2 separate regions of the Homo sapiens genome follow, and region 2 is linked to region 1. Evidence: read pairs that join two places in POLR2A ChIA-PET (ENCODE). Cell type or tissue: IMR-90. All regions are shown on one strand. Each heading gives the region's core, and the rest is flanking DNA. Links, peaks and the distances in the headings are about the cores only.

Evidence for each region. Peaks named below come from ENCODE experiments on the same cell type or tissue, not always from the same donor. Only the 100,000 strongest peaks of a DNase experiment are listed, where the experiment ranks them.
Region 2: POLR2A ChIA-PET joins it to region 1 with 6 read pairs; 2 of 35 experiments call an interaction of 5 or more read pairs at or near these places.

What each region holds. Positions count from the first base shown.
Region 1 is chr4:4,519,838-4,522,760 of GRCh38, reverse strand. All of the region lies in intron 1 of STX18 (syntaxin 18), which reads left to right. Among named protein-coding and RNA genes, the nearest start is that of STX18, 21 kb to the left of the region's middle. RefSeq lists an enhancer at 438-1,621. In IMR-90, for the core only: no CTCF peak of the experiment used is centred there; no DNase peak of the experiment used is centred there.
Region 2 is chr4:4,658,982-4,661,904 of GRCh38, reverse strand. All of the region lies in intron 5 of LOC124900165, which reads right to left. The region is part of intron 4 of STX18-AS1 (STX18 antisense RNA 1 (head to head)); the gene reads right to left. Among named protein-coding and RNA genes, the nearest start is that of SNORD162, 3.9 kb to the left of the region's middle. RefSeq lists a cis regulatory region at 1,738-1,748 and an enhancer at 1,671-1,815. In IMR-90, for the core only: no CTCF peak of the experiment used is centred there; DNase peaks (open chromatin) are centred at 1,324 and 1,714; H3K27ac peaks cover 1,105 bases.

The DNA.
Region 1 (2,923 bases), core at 305-2,804:
TGATGATTAATTTTACCTCTGACTTTGTTATACTTTTCTTTGTTTCTTCCACACTTCACATATTTTTTATTGTTCCTAATACTTTATAGCATACAGCTTTTATTTATTTTTAAAATTTACTTTCTCAGAATTATTCCTAAAGTTCTGGAGTGCTCTGTGAGTTGCTCCTCCACATTTCGGTCAGTTTCTAGTGTGTTACTTTTAATCAGGCTAGTTTTCTCATGCATCTAAAGGAATTGGCAATATTCTCAACTCCTCCCCATTATGGTCAGGGATATGAACTTACTGTCTTCTTCTTTCATTTTCCCAAGTAAATGTCTTGAACCACTGATTAGATCTGTGTGCCCACAATAACATAAGCAGGCACGAAGCTTAAATCTGATTTAAAGGAGAGGGCTGTATAGTCTATTACTCCATTACGTTTTTTTAAGTGTCTAGATTAAAATAGATCAGTATTCAGGGTGTGAGTATATTGCTAAGTCTCTTAACACTCATTGAACCAGACGTCGTGTGTGTTCATTTTTAAATGATGGGGTGGATTACTTTTATATTTATTATGAACACAAACACTGATGCTAACAACTGACATGTGAAAGGAAAGCAGGCAATAGTGATGAAAACCATTTAATGATTAGTGAGGAAACAAATATTGTTTAATGAAAATAAAAACCATGTCTAAAGGGCCTAATGCTGACTTTTGGAAATATAACCATGTTGCGGTCTTTTGTGTACCCTCTGTCCTGTACAGTAGATATTGTTTAAAATTGCTTGGGAACTGGAGCTTGCAATTGTGAGCCTGGAATGTCCTGCAGATAATTAAGTTGTGGTCAGGCTTTGGAAAAATAAAAAGTTCTCGAACTATGATTTTATAAACATGCTACAATAACATTTCTTTATATTTAACAGTTTCTTATAGAAAGTTGATACTCTCATGAGGCATTGATTAAAGGTAAAACATCAAGAAAGAAAAAATATTAAATTAAAACTTCACTTAGGATGTTGACAGTTGGCTTGTAATATTAAACAGATGTGTATGTTCCTGGGGATATTCTTCTTTCTGAACTGAATTGCTAAGTTGTATTTTTTTTTTAATGACAACTACAAATATTTGATCAGTTAATAATTTTAAATACCCTTTCTACAATCATCTGTATTCTAACTTCATCTGTAGTTTGAGCCCTCTCAATGATATAATGATTGGTGAAACCTTTGCTGCCTCTTCTTAAGTCTTTCATTTTCTTTCTTTCTTCTTTATCCTCCCCCGCTCTAAAAGCTTAACTGGGCTCTTCTGATTTCATGATGCATACTTGGAGATTGATTCCTTGAAATAATTTTAGGATCATTGGGTGGAATTCTACCCTTGCAGATTTATGTCTGTAGTTTACTTCCCTATAAGCTTCACTTTGGCATTTGAGTGCATAAGCTGACCTACATTGTGGTATTGTGTTTGTGTGGTCAATTGTAAAGGCTTCATAATACGTCTGTATAGCCAGCCATGCAGATCGGCCTGTACCCCATGCTGTGGGGCCAAAGAAATGTCAGTGAGGGGACCTAAAGGAAACCAGGCCTTGGAGTCAAAAGAGATTCAGTAACTTTTTCTTTTTGCCTATGAGGATTTTGCCAGACTTTTGCATTTTATTGGACAAATAACAGAGTCTAGTGAGAGCTGTAGAGTGGGTTGGAGGGGTGGGTTAGATGGGTGAGTAGTCTTTGGTAAATGAAGTCAGGTGGGATTTTGTAGGATGTGGTGAAAATGTTTTTCATCTTCAAAGATTGTTCAAGTCTTTTTGGAAGACTAGATAAATTGTACAATGTTGTTTTTGGGATGATGAATTTTTTTAGATACTAAAGATCATTTTGATTGTAAGTCTTAAACATGTGGACATCTTATGTTTTCTGAAAGATATATTTCACTAGGCAGGAGTCTTTGATTAACCTGGAGGAAGTTTTGTTGCTTTGAGTACATTTATTTATCTTGGAACTATGTATTGTTTGCACAGTCTTCTTTTTGGAATCAGTGTTTTTTTTTCTCTGCAGATTCCATTTGGGAAGCTTTGGTTTGGGGCCTTAAGTATATGGAAGGCATTTTCAGTAAACACAAACAAAGGCCAGCTAGACTGTCTGAACAAGTACAACGATGTATTTTATAATACAAAACTTTAACTTCAAGAATAATGAATTCATTTTTAATAGCACATTATTTAAAAGTGGCTATTTGTTCTTTACATCTAATAGTATAGCTTTTTAGGTATCTTATTCCTTTAAGTCTGATATAGAAGCAAAAATATTTAAAGTGCATTTTTATGTGAAAGGATTTGATGAGTTCACATTTCATGTCTTCAACTTTTGTTCTCTAGCTCACTGTTTTAGAATTGCACTTATTATATTTTGTGTGTGTGGAAGGAAGGAGACCAAATTTCTGTGTACAGTGTCTTAACAGATTTAATCGAATCACTGCCATATTCTCCTGGAATTTGAGATACTCCTTAACAGCACCCTATTGGGAAAGAGTTGGGATCTTTGAGCTATATGCAAAAATACTATTTAATTTCAGCATAATTCGTTATGAGCAACCATTTTAATGTAAGAGTCTGAAAAGCAATAAAATGTATCTGTTAAGGTTTGTACTAGTTAGCTTGTTTCTGGGCTTCATGTTTATTTCACTTCAATTCTCTTCCAATGTTTTACTGTGAAGGAATGTTGCAAATATTTTAAATCATTTGTTGTAACTGGAATTTGTAATTATGAACAGGTTTAAGTAGAAAATGCTGTTTTGTTTTACTGTTATTACTGCATCATAAGATAAATGATATTCTTTTATAGATATTTTGGCTTGGCTCACCAATCCTAATTTCAGTATCATGCCTGACTTAGCAATAAACTGCTGCGATCAGCTACAGGGAATTGTATTAGGCAGGCTTTA
Region 2 (2,923 bases), core at 306-2,805, 140 kb before region 1:
TTGACCCAGCAATTATATATCTAGGAACGTGTCCTACTATGCTGCTTATGTGCAGGCACAATGCTGCTATCCATTGTGGTCCAGTGCTATTCAGTGCAGGGCTGTGTATAACAGAGAACAACTAGAAATAACCCAATAGCTATGCTTATGGGATTGTGAATAAATCACAATATACCTGTGCATTGAGACCCTACCTATTACTCAAATAAAAAAAGGAAAGACTAGGTAGGTGTAGTGTCTCACTCCTGTAATTCCAGCACTTTGGGAGGCCAAGGTGGGAGAATCCCTTAAGCCTAGGAGTTCAAGACCAGCCTGAGCAATATAAGGAGATCCCTGTCTCTACCAAAAATTTAAAACTTAGCCAGGCATGGTGGCATGGACCTGTAGTTTCAGCTTCTTGGAAAGCTGAAGCAGGAGGATCGCTTGAGCCAGGAAGGTCAAGGAGAGTGCAGGGAGCTGTGATTGTGCCATCGCACTCCAGTCTGGGTGAGAGAGCAAGACCCTCTCTCCAAAAAAAAAAAAAAAAAAAAAAAAAAAAAAAAAAAAAAAAGTGTTCTGTGCTCTGATATGCAAAGATCTGCAAGATAAACTATTAGAAAAGAGATTCATGGTTGCCAGGGCAATATAGGAAATAGAAAGAGCTGGGCATGATGACTCATACCTGTAATCCCAGCACTTTGGGAGGCTGGGGCAGAAGATCACTTGAGATCAGGAGTTCTAGACCAGTCTAGCCAACATGGTGCAACCCTGTCTCTACTAAAAATACAAAAATTGGGCTGGGTGCGATGGTTCATGCCTGTAATCCCAGCACTTTGGGAGGCCATGATCCTCATGGATCATGAGTTCAGGAGCTCAAGACCAGCCTGGCCAAGATGGTGAAACATGGTCTCTACTAAAAATACAAAAATTAGCCAGGCATGGTGGCAGGTGCCTGTAATCCCAGCTACCTGGGAGGCTGAGGCAGAGAATTGCTTGAACTTCGGCGGTGGAGGTTGCAGTGAGCCGAGATCGTGCCACTCTACTCTAGCCTGGGCAACAGAGCAAGACTCTCTCAAAAAAAAAAAAATACAAAAATTAGTTGGGAGTAGTGGTGGGTGCCTATAATCCCGGCTACTGGGGAGGCTGAGTCAGGAGAATCCCTTGAACCCAGGAGGCAGAGGTTGCAGTGAGCCAAGATTGTGCCACTGCACTCCAGCCTGGGCAACAGAGCGAGACTCTATCTCAAAAAAAAAAAAAAAAAACAAAGGAAATAGAAAGTCAGGATTCTTTCTGGGGTGATGAGAGTATTTTAGAATGAGATAGTGGTCACAGTTACACAACTCTGTAAACATACTGAAAAACCACTGAATTATATACACTTTAAAGGGTAAATTTTTCATCACTAAGCAAAAAAAGCCAGGTGCAGAATGACACCATAATATTTTGTGTTAACAGGAAAAATAAGAATCTTCACTGACCATTGTTTCACTTAAACTCTGAAAGGCGACACAGAAAACTAACCTGGGAGACTAATGAAAATGGGAGTGGGGACGTCAAAAGGAAACTTTTCCATTTCCCTTGTATATTTGTTGGTTTGTGAGCCATGCGACTCTATTGTTGATTCAAATATTTTAATTAAAGAAACGGACCCTGAAGTGGCTCCCTGCTGCCTCCAGGTTCAAGTCCAAGATTTTGAGGCCGCAAAACAGCCTGGTCTCTGACTCACATCCTGCACAACCCCTGTTCCCTCCCCAGCCTCGCTGTGTCATCATTCTGTGTATCCTTGCTCTGGCTGGCTGTTCCTTCTACCAAAAACGCTGTTCTCCAAGCTGTTAACCTACTCACTCTCCACTATAGCTATAGCCACAAAGCAGGTGGGTAAGGCGTTGACCTTCATGGGTCCAAAGCCAGGCTCAAACTCTTCCTAGCTGGACAATCTGGGTAATTACCATATGCAAAATGGGAGCCATAAATACCGCCTGCCTTGTGAAAGAAGCTGCGTGTGCCTGACACATAGGGCCCAATGCGTGGTGGATGTTTTTATTTGGTTCAATCACAAAAGTAAAGAGAACCAGGGGCGCCTGGTGGGAGGAGCCTCTCCTTTACCTCCATGTATCTTGGGGCTGGAAAAACTAAACATTTGTTTTCTTAACCTCCTTTTAGGTCAGGCATGGCCAAGTGGAGGTTCCAGTGATCTACTGCTGCCAGTTATCTTTCGGCCACTATGGAGGTTCTAGTTACCTATCCCTGTCCAACCAAACACCTCTTAACTTAGGAGCCTAGGACAACTTCTGTATTTTGCTGATGGTTTTGTGGGTCAGGCAATCGGGAAGAGCCAGCTGGGTGGCTGTCTCTGCTCTACATGGGCCCAGTTAAGGTGGCTGGGGCTGAAGGACCCACCTCCAGGATGGCCTCACCTCATGTCTGGAGCCTCAGAACCCCTGAGCTCCCCCATCTCTCCAGGTGCCTTTTCCTCCTCCAGAGTTTCTCCTAACATGGCAGCCTCTGAGTTATCTGACTTCTTGCAGAGCGGAGGGAGGAGGTGGAAGCTCCTAGCCAGTTATGGGCCACACCTGGAGCTGTGCACAGGCAATTCCGTTGTGTTCTATGTAGTCATAGGATCTTCCCAAGTTCAAGACAGTGGAGAAACAACCCCTACCTTTTTTTTTTTTTTTGAGACAGAGTTTCACTATGTTGCCCAGGCTGAAGTGCAGTGGCATGATCTCTGCTCATTGTAACTTCTGCCTCCTGGGCTCAAGCGATTCTCCTGCCTCAGCCTCCCAAGTAACTGAGATTACAAGTGCCTACCATCACACCCAGCTAATTTTTGTATTTTTAGTATATACAGGTTTTCACCATGTTGGCCAGGCTGGTTTCCATCTCCTGACCTCAGGTGATCCACCTGCCTCAGCCTCCCAAAGTGCTGGGATTACAGGCATGAGCC